Regions from separate parts of the Homo sapiens genome. Here region 2 is linked to region 1. The links are chromatin contacts, found by Hi-C or POLR2A ChIA-PET in ENCODE. All regions are on one chromosome and are shown on one strand. The core of a region is the stretch at or near the end of the contact, and the rest is flanking DNA. Distances in the headings are between cores, read along the strand shown. Region 1 has its middle 110 kb from the start of GNL3L. Region 2 overlaps IQSEC2 (IQ motif and Sec7 domain ArfGEF 2).

The links. A loop is a pair of places that touch in the nucleus more often than their neighbours do. ChIA-PET counts read pairs that join two places held with the same protein, here RNA polymerase II (POLR2A). Pooled maps may share reads with other maps.
Region 2: a loop to region 1 is called in a pooled map, with 3 times the contacts of the local background. The contact joins two enhancer-like sites. A Hi-C loop is called at or near these places in 2 of 50 pooled maps. POLR2A ChIA-PET finds 5 or more read pairs at or near these places in 2 of 52 experiments (A673 and activated CD4-positive, alpha-beta T cell).

What each region holds. Positions count from the first base shown.
Region 1 is chrX:54,635,365-54,641,097 of GRCh38, reverse strand. It overlaps a transcript of GNL3L not described here. Among named protein-coding and RNA genes, the nearest start is that of GNL3L, 110 kb to the right of the region's middle. RefSeq lists enhancers at 1,154-1,403, 1,694-1,823, 1,390-1,915. Within about 2 kb of position 1,302, at least 40 of the 41 ENCODE cell types and tissues checked have a DNase peak (open chromatin) inside an H3K27ac peak, as active enhancers do.
Region 2 is chrX:53,309,572-53,315,829 of GRCh38, reverse strand. The region is part of intron 1 of IQSEC2 (IQ motif and Sec7 domain ArfGEF 2); the gene reads left to right. Among named protein-coding and RNA genes, the nearest start is that of IQSEC2, 8.6 kb to the left of the region's middle. Within about 2 kb of position 2,334, at least 4 of the 41 ENCODE cell types and tissues checked have a DNase peak (open chromatin) inside an H3K27ac peak, as active enhancers do.

The DNA.
Region 1 (5,733 bases), core at 53-2,552:
TACCTCCCTTTAGATGTCCCAAAGGCACCTCGAACTAAATGTATTTAAAACTGATCTCATCTGCTCCCTCCCAAACCTGTTCCTCTTCTCAGATTCCCTGTCTCAGTGAGGCAAGTTCATCCAACCCAGTTGCTCAAGCTTGAAACCTGAGCTGCACCCGCTCACAATGTCAGCTGTTGCAGTTGCTAAAGTTGTCCCCGAACCTTTGGTGTGTGTTTGCCTTGCCCCAAAGGTCAGAACTAATAATAAACTTCTGCATTGCTGCAGGATACGGAAATTAAAACCAGCCTGGAGACAGACAAGACCCGGAGTCCACCAGGTTTGATTTCGGACTTGGCTTCTGATGTCAACGGGTATGATCCCTTTCAGGAAAGCGGGTCGACAAGAGCCTAAAACATGTTTATGACATTTTCCTGGTAATTCTGCTCCTAAATCGATATCCACCCACCCCTACTCCTACAGGAAAAGCTCTAAGCACAAAATTATTCCTTGCAGAGATATATTTTGGTGGTCAAACACTAGAAAGTAGTTTTAATATCCAACAAGAGAAGGGTTAAGTGAATTGTGGCACAGCTGTCTAATGGAACATTCTACAACCATTGCTGAGAGATGACGGCTGTGGAGATTCTATAGCAACAGAGAAAAATTATTATGCCATAACTAAGGATGCAGGGTTGTGTGTACACTCTGACTGCAACAACCTAAAAACTGCATGGCCTCAAGCTCTGCTGATGGACATTTAAAATTTCTCCTCTATTATTACTTTTTAAAAAGGCCTTAACTTTATGTCATGTATGGGTATCTCTGGGTTTGGGGTTTTTGGCTTGTTGTTTTCGTTTTTTCAGTCTTTTCCTTCCGTCAATCAACCGCCTTAAAAATGTGTCTTCTTTGTACCAGGCCCTCCCCGAGGTGCTGGTGATTCAAAGGTCAATCACCCACAACTCTTTCTCTGGGATGTCAGGGCAGAAGAGGAAACAGATACAAAAATAAACAGTTTCAAAAATATATGGGCCAGTCTTTATGGGCCCACTTGTGGACGTACGCAGGCACGGTCACCCCCTGGCGGCCACTCGACTACCAGCTCTTGGGTGGCTCTAACCTCTGGACAGCGGCTTCCACTCTCGGTGGCCAGCCCCAGCCTCGTTCTCCGAGAGAGTCCAAGACTCCTCCCTCTCCCTCCTTCTGGGGCCCTCCATCCCCTAGTAGGCGTCTCAGCCTGGGCCTGGCCCAGACAAATCCGACCCTGTTACTCTCACCGGAGCTCCTCCCTCCCCGAAAGCCTCACTCCGGCTGTGAGCTGCAAGATTACGTCATTGTCAATGGTTCGCATGCGCCCTCACCACTGGACAATTGGCGCACCCCTGCCGCAGGCGGGCGTAGCTTCGGGCTCCGGGGTTCTCCCTTTTCCTTTCCTGATGTTTTTTTTAAAGTGGCGACACACTACTTGTAAGAGACGCTGGTAAACTCGTGGCTTTAGGAGGAAATGGGAGCCAAGAAAAGCTGCAAAGCTCAAGGCTCACGACCGCTTGCTCGCCATTGTCCCACTCACTTCCGAAAGAGATAACGCCCCTTTCCGACTCTTTTGGCCTCCCCGCTCCAAGAGTGAGAATCGAAGCCCCGCCCCGTGAGCGTCTAGTCCCAAGATAACCCAGCTGCGCTTGCGAGTGCAAGTACACTGGGGCGGGGCTGACAGGAGGCTGATGCAATCGAGTCGGGCGGGCGGGGCACGTCGGATGAAAGTGGGTACCGGAAGAAAAGGGGTTATTTCAGCAGGCTTAGTAACCCTATTCAAAGTAAGACCTTAATATATAAGTAAAAGTTCGTGCCTGATTTGGAGAGCTCTTTGACTATTAAATTTTTTTTAATGTAACGCCTGTAATCCCAGCACTTTGGGAGGCCAAGGTGGGTGGATCACTTGAGTCCATGAGTTTGAGACCAGCATGGGCAACACAGTGAGACCCTCCCTCTCTATTTTATTTTAAAAAACATTATTTTAAAGGTATATATCCTATTGGCTCAGCAATCCCATTTCCATATATATACATCCAAGACTCCTAGAGAAGTGTATGCGGATCACCTACAGGGCTTTGTTAAAACACAGATTGTTGTGGCCCATCTACTATCAGAGATTAGGAACTTGTGTTTCTAACAACTTCCAGGGTAATGCTGGGGCAAACTGGTTCAAGACCACACTTTAAGAACCTTAGATCTAGAGGACAAAAAACTGCAAGGAGCCTTATGAACAAGTGTAAGCCGTGCTGATTTGTTGGCAATAACGAAAAATTGAAAGTATCAGTGGGGGCAGGAGATGGTTGATAAACTTATCAGTTTAAAATGGGCTATATATAGGCCGGGCATGGTGGCTGACGGCTGTAATGCCAATACTTTGAGAGGCCGAGGTGGGTGGATCACCTGAGGTCAGAAGTTCGAGACCAGCATGGTGAAACCCCGTCTCTACTAAAAATACAAAAATTAGCCAGGCGCCTGTAATCCCAGCTACTCAGAAGGCTGAAGCAGGAGAAACGCTTGAACCCGGGAGGCGGAGGTTGCAGTGGGCCGGAGATTGCGCCACTGCACTCCAGCCTGGGCAACAGAGCCAGACTATCTCAATTAATTAATTAATTAATTTAATGAGCTATATATAAACTGACATGGAAAGATATCGAAGGTGATGATGATAGTAGTGAGGGTGGTGATGATGATACTTAATGTTTATTGAGCACTTACACTGTATCAGGCACTGTGTGAAGGATTTTACATTTCTTACCTCATTTTCTACAGCAATTCTCAGGAATGTGGACTGTGTCTAATTCGCTGTATATTTTTAGTCCAGAACAGGGTCTGGCACCCAGGATCTTGTCAGTAAATGTTTGTGGCCTCATGTGATCAGATCCAGTCCCACAAGTTCACAGTCCCAAGAGTTTAGGACTTCACAGCCCAAACAATATTTCAAAAAATTGCAAAGGATGGATAAAATATTGCGGAAGAAGGACACTAAAAACAAACTACTGCCTTCTATCACCATCATTTTAAGAAAAGACAATTACACATAATCCCCCATTAAAGGAACGAACTTTTTAATTTATCTTTAATATGAAAATTTTTAACATATGCAAAAGTAGAAAGAAGAGTAAATGAACCCCCAAGTACCTCTCACCCAGCTTCTCAATTATCACCTCCTGGCCAAGCATCTTACATCTCAAACCCCAACACACATCGTATCCCAGATTACTTTGAAGCAAATGCTAGACGCCATTTTCTCCATAAATATTTGAGTTCATGTGTTTAAAATATAAGAACTCTTTTATAATAATAACCATAATACCACAGAATATCTAAAAATTTAAGAATAATTTCCTAATATTATAAAATATCCAAGTATTTACATTTCCCTGATTTATACATATCTTTTGCAGTTTTGCACAAATTAGCAAGTAAATAAGATAAAGCAGAGGCCTTTAAATCAAATATACACTACAGTGTCCTTTTTATCTTCATTTTACTGCAGATTGGCAAAAACTATATCAGGCCCTTGCACAAGATGACAGACCAGTATTGGGAACTACTGGCATAACATTCATTCAAAAGTAGATAGTGAGATATATATGTGTGTGTGTGTGCATGCACATGTGTGCACACATGTGTGTATATGTGTGTATACATACAAACTGCAAAATATATATGTGTGTATACACACACACAGCCTGACACTTCTAGCGGTACACAAGGGTAAATAAGACAGATGCAGTCCCTGTACTCCTGGAGCCAACATTCTACTGAGAGAAACAGACAATTACCAAGTCAAGAAATACATTTGGAATTTAATTTCGGGGTCATAATATGTACAATGAAAAAAATAAAGAAGGAAGATAAGGCAGTAGAAAATGATGGAGGCAGTAGTACATTGGCAAAATGGTGAAGTAGGCAGCTCCAAGCTCTTGTTCCCCTACAGAAACTGATAATCAAGCAGAAACTGACAGAACCAACTTTCTCAAAACTCTGGAAAACAATGAAAAGTTTATAGCAACCAAGCAAATGCTGAATAAAGAAAAAGGCAATAACAGATGCCAGTGAGGTTGCAGAGAAAAGGGAACACTTATACACTTATGGTGGAAATGTAAATTAGTTCAGCCACTGTGGAAAGCAGTGTGATTTCTCAAAGAACTTAAAACAGAGCTACCATTTGACTGAGCAATCCCATTACTGGAAGTCTCATATACCCAAAGGAAAATAAACCATTCTACTAAAAAGACACATGCATGTGTATGTTCATCACAGTGCTATTCACAATAGCAAAGATACAGAATCAACCTAGATGCCCATCAACAGTGGATTGGATAAAGAAAATGTGATACATATATACTGTGGAATACTGTGCAGCCATAAAAAAGAATGAAATCATGTCTTTTGCAGCAATATGAATGCAGCTTGAGGTCATCATCCTAAGCAAATTAACACAGGAACAGGGAACCAAATACCACATCTCACTTATAAGTGGGAGCTAAACATTGAGTACACATGGACATAAAAATGGGAACAATAGACACTGGGGACTACTAGAGGTGGGAGGGGGAGGGGGCCAGGGTTGAAAAACTACCTATTGTATACTATGCTCACTACCTGGGTGATGGGATCATTTGTACACCAAACTTCAGTGACATGCAACTTACCCATGTAACAAATTTGCATATGTACTCTCTGAACCTAAAATAAAAGTTGAAAAAAAGAAAGATAAAGGCAACTTCAAAATGGTAAGAAAGTTTTATGGCATATTTACTTGCTCTTGCCCCACCTCCTCTCCAGTGCAGTCATGGTCTTGAATAGGAAAGTCCACATTCTCCTGCGGGAAACTTGTTCCTGATCCTGGAGGAAACAGAGCAGACCTTATTTGCATATTGTTGTGTATGTATGTTCTAACCTGCCTTGGGGCTAAAAGACTGACATAAAGTATTCATCTGTGTTTCACTTCACTCAGAACTGAGGCTATAAAATGGCAAGCTCAAAATCAATGCAAGAAAAAATGAGCAATATGCAGATCTCAGGGGAAAAGATTATGATCAAAACAAAACAGACCACCTAAGGACTGAGAGCAAGAGCTGGGGAGAGTTTATTTGAGAAATTCGGACATTCAAAAGAAGCCACATATATGGGGAGATTTAGAAAGCCATGTGCATGCTCCACACAAGACACATCCTCAGAAAAACAACATGTGAAAACTCTAATGTTTCACCACTGGCTGAGTCCTATGCTTAGTGCAAGCCTAGTTAGGTGTTGAAAAAAAATGCCCTAGAACAAAATGATTCTGCAAGGATGAGGTGGGGGAGGTAATTTTTGTTTGTTTGATTGATTTTTTTTTTTTTTTTAGTTCCTGACATTCAAGGAAATCCTATCAAAACACTAGCTGAGCACAAACTGAAAAACAGAAATATCAATGACTACACACACAAAAAAACGGTCTTCCTAAAAGTACTTTGGGAAAGTCACTAAACAAATGGACTACTATAGCCTTCACATAAATTAAATAAACAGCGAACTCAGAGGAAAAAGGAGAATTTAATGTACCCCCTTAACATTTTATGATATTCAAACATATAGCTTTCAACAAAAAATATCACAAAACATACAAAGAAATAGGAAATTATGGCCCATTTACAGAAACAAACTAAATTGACAGAAACTATTCCTGAGGAAGTCCAGACATCAAATTTAATAGACAAACACTTTAAAACAATT
Region 2 (6,258 bases), core at 1,085-3,584, 1.3 Mb after region 1:
TTGCTGGGCGCAGAGTAAAGGCCTGGAGCATGGGGAAGAGGCCACACGTGTACCGAGTGAGTCTCAGCCTTCTGCCAGGCCCCACGCTATGTGACTTTATGTAATAATAGCTAACATTTTTTCACTGCTCTTACTGTGTGCTAAGCACTATTTGTTCTAAGCGCTTTCCATGTATTAATTCATTCAATCTCCACATGAATCCTCTCGTGTAGATATTGTTATTAACTCCATTTTACAGATGAGGAAACTGAGGCCCAGAAAGGTTGGATAGCATACCCAGGATCACTCAATGAATAAGTGGCAGAACTGTGAAGGAGCTGGAGGAGCCCAGGGAGTTGGGCTTCAGGGTCCGCAGTGTTCTAACCCACCCTGGAGCACTACTTCTTACCTCATTTGCACAGAGCCCCTGTCAGATGGGTGTGTTCGTTTGTTTGTTTGTTTTATGAGTTTCACTCTTGTTGCCCAGACTGAAGTGCAATGGCACACTCTTGACTCACTGCAACCTCCACCTCCTGGGCTCAAGCAATTCTCATGCCTCAGCTTCCCGAGTAGCTGGGATTACAAACACGTGCCACCACCCCCGACTAATTTTTGTATTTTTAGTAGAGACGGGGTTTCACCATGTTGGTCAGGCTGGTCTCGAACTCCTGACCTCAGGTGATCCGCCCACCTCTGCCTCCCAAAGTGCTGGGATTACAGGCATGAGCCACTGCGCCCAGCCTATTATCTTCATTTTTTCAGACAAGGAAACAAGGATCAGAGAGGTACAGTGACCTGCCCGAGGTTATTCAGGCAGATGGAGCCCAGAACTGTCTGGCTTCCAAACCTATGGTACACCGCTGCCTCCCGCAGGTGGGCTTTAAAGACATCAGAGCTACTCCAGGTATGTGGCTCTAGCTTCCTCCAACAGAGCTCCCAGGACCCCTGCTCTAGGCAGGCTCCCTCTCACCATCACCCCCTGAATTTTGGCCATGGTCTCCTAGTAGATTGCCCCTCCTGCTCTCTCTCCATCAAGCCTCTGATGAGGTGCAGCCAGACCATGTTCTGCAGTCCAGCTCCAGTAGTTTCACTCTCTCTTTGGCCTGAGAACTCCTCCGCCTGCCCTGCATGGTCTTCTTAGGATCTGTCCCCAGTTTGCCTTTTTCCTCTCGTCTTTGTACAGACTATGCTCCAGCCAGGCTGACCCGTGTGCCCCCCTGGTTAGCCCACTCAGGCCTTCTGCTAGCCTCTAGGTCTTTGCTCATGTTGTTCCCTTCTCTTGGGCTGCTGTACCCAGTTCCCAGGCTGGACTCAGCTGTTACCTCTCCTATGTCTGTTTGCTGGTGTCTCTGATGTTTGGTCTATCCTTGACCCTCTCAATGAGCACATTGCCCCTTTTTATTCCTTCATGGTTGTTTACATCTCATGTCCCCTCTGTTAGACTGAGACCCCCTTCAGATTTACATTTAACTGACATATACTGAGTGCATTTTGTGTGTCAGGTTCTGTGTTAGGTGCTGTGGGCATGAGTGAAGGAGCTAAAAGCTTGGAAACACATAGCACAGCACATAGTAGCTGCTTAATAAATACTGAGTAGATAAATGAATGTCTGATTGAGTCCTGCTGAACTAATAGCCAAAGGTACCTAATTTTTTCTTCCTTCCAGGACTCCTGTAGTAAGAAATGACAACTTCAGAATTCTCTTGGGGTAGGCACAGTAGCTCCCAGCACTTTGGGAGGTCAAGGCGGGAGGATCACTTGTGCCAGGGAGGTTGAGGTTACAGTGAACTATGATTGTGCCACTGCACTCCAGCCTGGGCAACAAATTGAGATCCCATCCCTAAGGAAAAATAAATTCTTTTGGCTTTTCTGTGGCTTTTTTCTCATGCTCCCTGGAGCCATTTTGGCCTTTGCTGTCTCTTCTCACGCTCACCAGCCTTCCGATTCATAGAATGTCAAGGTAGCAGACTTGGACGAGACTTTGGAGACATTTAGACCAATCTGCTGATCATTATCTCTCCCTGCCATGTCAGGCTGTGGTCCTGACCCTCGATGCCAAGTCTTCTGTTCTGAAAGGAGCAAAGAGGCCTGCACAGGACCTGTGTGCAGTTCACTCAGCCCAGTGGGAAGTTGCTTATTTATCCATCAAACCTTTCTTGAGCTCAGACCCTGAGCTGGACATGGTATCTCAGGGTTGACATAAGACTTGGCCCCTCTGCCTCACTCACTGCAGTGTTCCCTGGCAGGATCATAAACATTGGTCATGGGGAAGAATGCTTAGTAAGTGACTTACTTCCTCTTTTGGGGAAGCTCGTTTAGGGCAACATAATTTGCCAGTTACTATAACTTCCTCATGGTATTTGGTTTCTCTCCAAGCCTGCCTGTTGGAAGCATTTACACGGGGAAGCCCATTCCCCAGTGCTTAGTAGCTGAAGCTCTCTGGGACCTTAGCATTCAGAGAAAGTGTGGTGCCATGGAAGGACTTTGTGTAACTCTAGGCAAATCACTTCACTTTCAGAGCCTCAGTTTTCTCAAGTAGTAAATAGGAATAAAACTGTATTTTCTGATGCATGAGATTCATGTTGCCAGCCCCCTACCTCCCTCAAAAAAATTGTATCAGAAAATTTCCTGGCTGCCTGGCATACCGTACATCAAGGTCCTGATCAGGCTGGAAAGCTGAGAATGGAAAATAATACATGAGACTGCCCTGCCCCCTAGAGGCGGAATGTGGCAAACACACAACAATGCAAAGACCGATGCATCGCATCCCTTTCAAAACAAAGATGACAAGCCAGAGCTACACGGCTGATCAGGATTATTCCTCCAACATTTTAGATGTAAATGTATCACTATCATCACCTAATAGGTACCATTTCACTAATGTTTCACTAGTGCATTTCGTTGGAGCGATGTGATTTTTATACCTTTTTAAAGGAGTGATAGGACTGCATATCCAGGCCCTGTGATTTCCTGCTGGATTCCAGGATACAGCATACTGCATTCACCTGAATAAAACCAATATTTTCCTTCATATAACCACTTTAGAATTATTGTCATTATATCTGTGATGAAAAGTACCTAACTTGGCTCTTCCCCCACATTTTCTTATAAATCTGAGAGGCATCTCTCACAACTGTATATCTGATATGCCAGCCAATTCATAAACAACCCATCTCATTGTGATGGTTGTGAAAATTAAATAAGATGACGTAGGTGAAGCGCTGAGCACACAGTATGTGTTTACTCAGCGATAGCCATTATTATTAATAATAACTCTGTAAAGCTCTGTGCTGTGGGAGGACAGGAGGAGAAACCATGTGGCAGCTCACCACATTTCAGAGAGAGAGGTCAGTCCAGTGAACATTGCATGCCAGGATGTGCCATGCCTTGTGCCATCACAGGCAGAGAATTCTATGATTAGTATATAGTTCCTGGCTTCAAGGTGCTCATAATTGGGTGGAGAAGGTGGTGGTGGAAATAGACGATTGCAGTGTGCTATCCAGTGTGTCATGCCAGAGGGGAGCACAGGGGGCCACAGGTGCTCAAAGGAGAGACATCACCCTGGACTGTCAGGGAAGGCTTACTGGAGGAGGTGATACCTGAGCTGAGGCTTGGAGGATGAGTTTGAGTTAGCTAGGTGAAGAAGGACAGCATGTGGGTTGGTGGGAATTGGGGGCAAAAGGGAGGTTAAGGCAGAGGGGCCAGCATGAGCAAACACACAGAGGTATGGGCCCAGCAGGATATGTGTATGGGGAGGTTTTTTGTTTGTTTGTTTTGTTTTTTTATGAGTTCAGTACAAACTAGAGCACAAACAGAGAGACTCGCAGGGGAGTCTGGAGGGTTGGCCGGCTCACATCTTGAGGACACTTCACTAGCAGCGTCAGGAGCTTTCTGCTGTTTTGTTTTTGTGTTGTTTTTGTTTTTATTTTTTTGAGACGGAGTTTTGCTCTTTCGCCCAGGCTGGAGTGAAGTGGCGTGATCTCAGCTCACTGCAGCCTCTTCCCCGCCCCAGGTTCAAGCAATTCTCCTGCCTCAGCCTCCCGAGTAGCTGGGATTACAGGCGTGTGCCACTATGCCTGGCTAATTTTTGTATTTTTAGTAGAGACAGGGTTTTGCCATATTGGCCAGGCTGGTCTCAAACTCCTGACCTCAGGTGAGCCACCTGCCCTGGCCTCCCAAAGTACTAGGATTACAGGCATGAGCCACCATGCCTGGCCAAGTAGCATTTTAAACTGGGGGAGAGGTGCTTATTGTGGTGTGGGAGAACATGTCAAGAGCCACGTTTTGGAGAGATCCCCCTAGAGGGCAGTTTGGAAGATAGATTGGAGGGTATCCAGGGAGGAGGCTGGTACAGCAGTCTAGATGAGAGATGATCAGGCCTGTGCTTGGGCAGTGGGAGTAGAGATAACCTATGTGGGGAGAAAGATGATGATGGAGGGGAGCGCAGCCTGCTCTGGAAGCTCAGAGGAGTGGCAGCGTTCATGACCAGTAGGGTTTTAATAATACCAGCATAGAAATCAAGAAATCACAAGTTGGAAGGACTCTGACAAATCATCCAACTGAAGCTATTCATTTTACAGATGAAAAGACTGAGGCCCAGAGAGAGAAAGGACTTGTATAAGGCCAGTCAGGGTGTGAGCAGAAAAGAGAACGCTGATTAGAAGAGTCACCCTAGTATGAATGCCAGCATTCAGAGCATCTTTTCTTTTCTTTTCTTTTTTTTTTTTTTGAGATGGAGTCTCTCGTTCTGTCACCCAGGCTGGAGTGCAATGGCGCGATCTCGGCTCACTGCAACCTCCGCCTCCTGGGTTCAAGGGATTCTCCTGCCTCAGCCTCCCGAGTAGCTGGGATTACAGGCATGCACCACCACACCCAGCTAATTTTGTATTTTTAGTAGAGACAGGGTTTCTCCATGTTGGTCAGGCTAGTCTCGAACTCCCGACCTCAGGTGATCCGCCCACCTCGGCCTCCCAAAATGTTGGGATTACAGGTGTGAGCCACTGCGCCCAGTGCATCTTTTCTTAAATGTGCTGTTCTCTTTCTCCCCCTAGCTCAGGCCCAGCCTTCTTTCTGCTGTTTTTTGTCTTACGTGGCTTCATTTACTGTAACTGAGGCAGCTCAGAGGCAGTTTCTGGCCTGACAGCCAGGTCTCTCATCCCTGTTTTTCTGTTTTCATGGAAGAGGGTGGACCTGTGTCTGTCTTTAGTATATCCCCATTACCTTGGGCTGGGCAGCTCTACCCCGGGTGTCTTTGTTTTGAGGCTCGATGATATGATACATAAAGAACGAGCTTTGGAGACAGACAGACCTGGATTTGAATCTATGTTCCACCCCAACCCGCAGGATGGCCTCAGCTAGGTCATTTTACCTTTTCTGAATTTTAGTTTTTCTGTAAAATGGGATAACAATGCCTATTATGCCTATTTCTCAAGTTTTTTGTTTGTTTGTTTGCTTGCTTGCTTGTTTTGAGACAGGGTCTCTTTCTATCAGCCAGGCTGGAGAACAGTGGTGCGATCACAGCTCACTGCAGCCTCGACATCCTGGGTTCAAGTGATCCTCCTACCTCAGCCTCCCAAGTTGCTTGGACCACAGACATGCACTACCATGACCGGCTAATTTTTTTTGTAGAGACAGAGTCTCCCTCTGTTGCCTGGGCTGGTCTTGAACTCTTAGGCTCAAGCAATCCTCCCACTTCGGCCCCCTAAAGTGCAGGGATTATAAGCGTGAGCCACCATGCCTGGCATATTTCTCAAGGTTAGCCAAGGTAATTTCGATGGCATTCCCTGATACTGTAGGTGCTCCGTAAATAGATAATTTCGATGGCATTCCCTGATACTGTAGGTGCTCCGTAAATAGTCATTTTTCTTCTCTTTCATGAAATCTCCCATGGACAATGACTTAACGAATCAAAGCTTTGCTTCCCCTGAAAACTGGTATATTTCTTCCTTCCTAATGTGAGGCTGTCATAGCTCATTGTATCTTCCTTTTTGCCTCAGCCACCAGTTAATTTGAAGCATAGCTCTAGCATCTTTGTTGATTTCTTTTTTGGACTTATTTTCGAGTTCAATTTCTATTCTGTGTTCTTGGAGTAAGCACCCTCAAATCCTTTGTGACTCAAGCAGGTATAAATAACTAATGGGTGTAAATAGTTGAATGAAAGTAAGGCTGAAGAGGCTGGACTGGCGATGGTGGGATTTGAAGAGGACCAGAGGTGGAGCAGGCTGGGGCAGCCAAGACAGTATCTGTGTGGATGGCTGTGAGGAACCAAGGGGTTAGTTA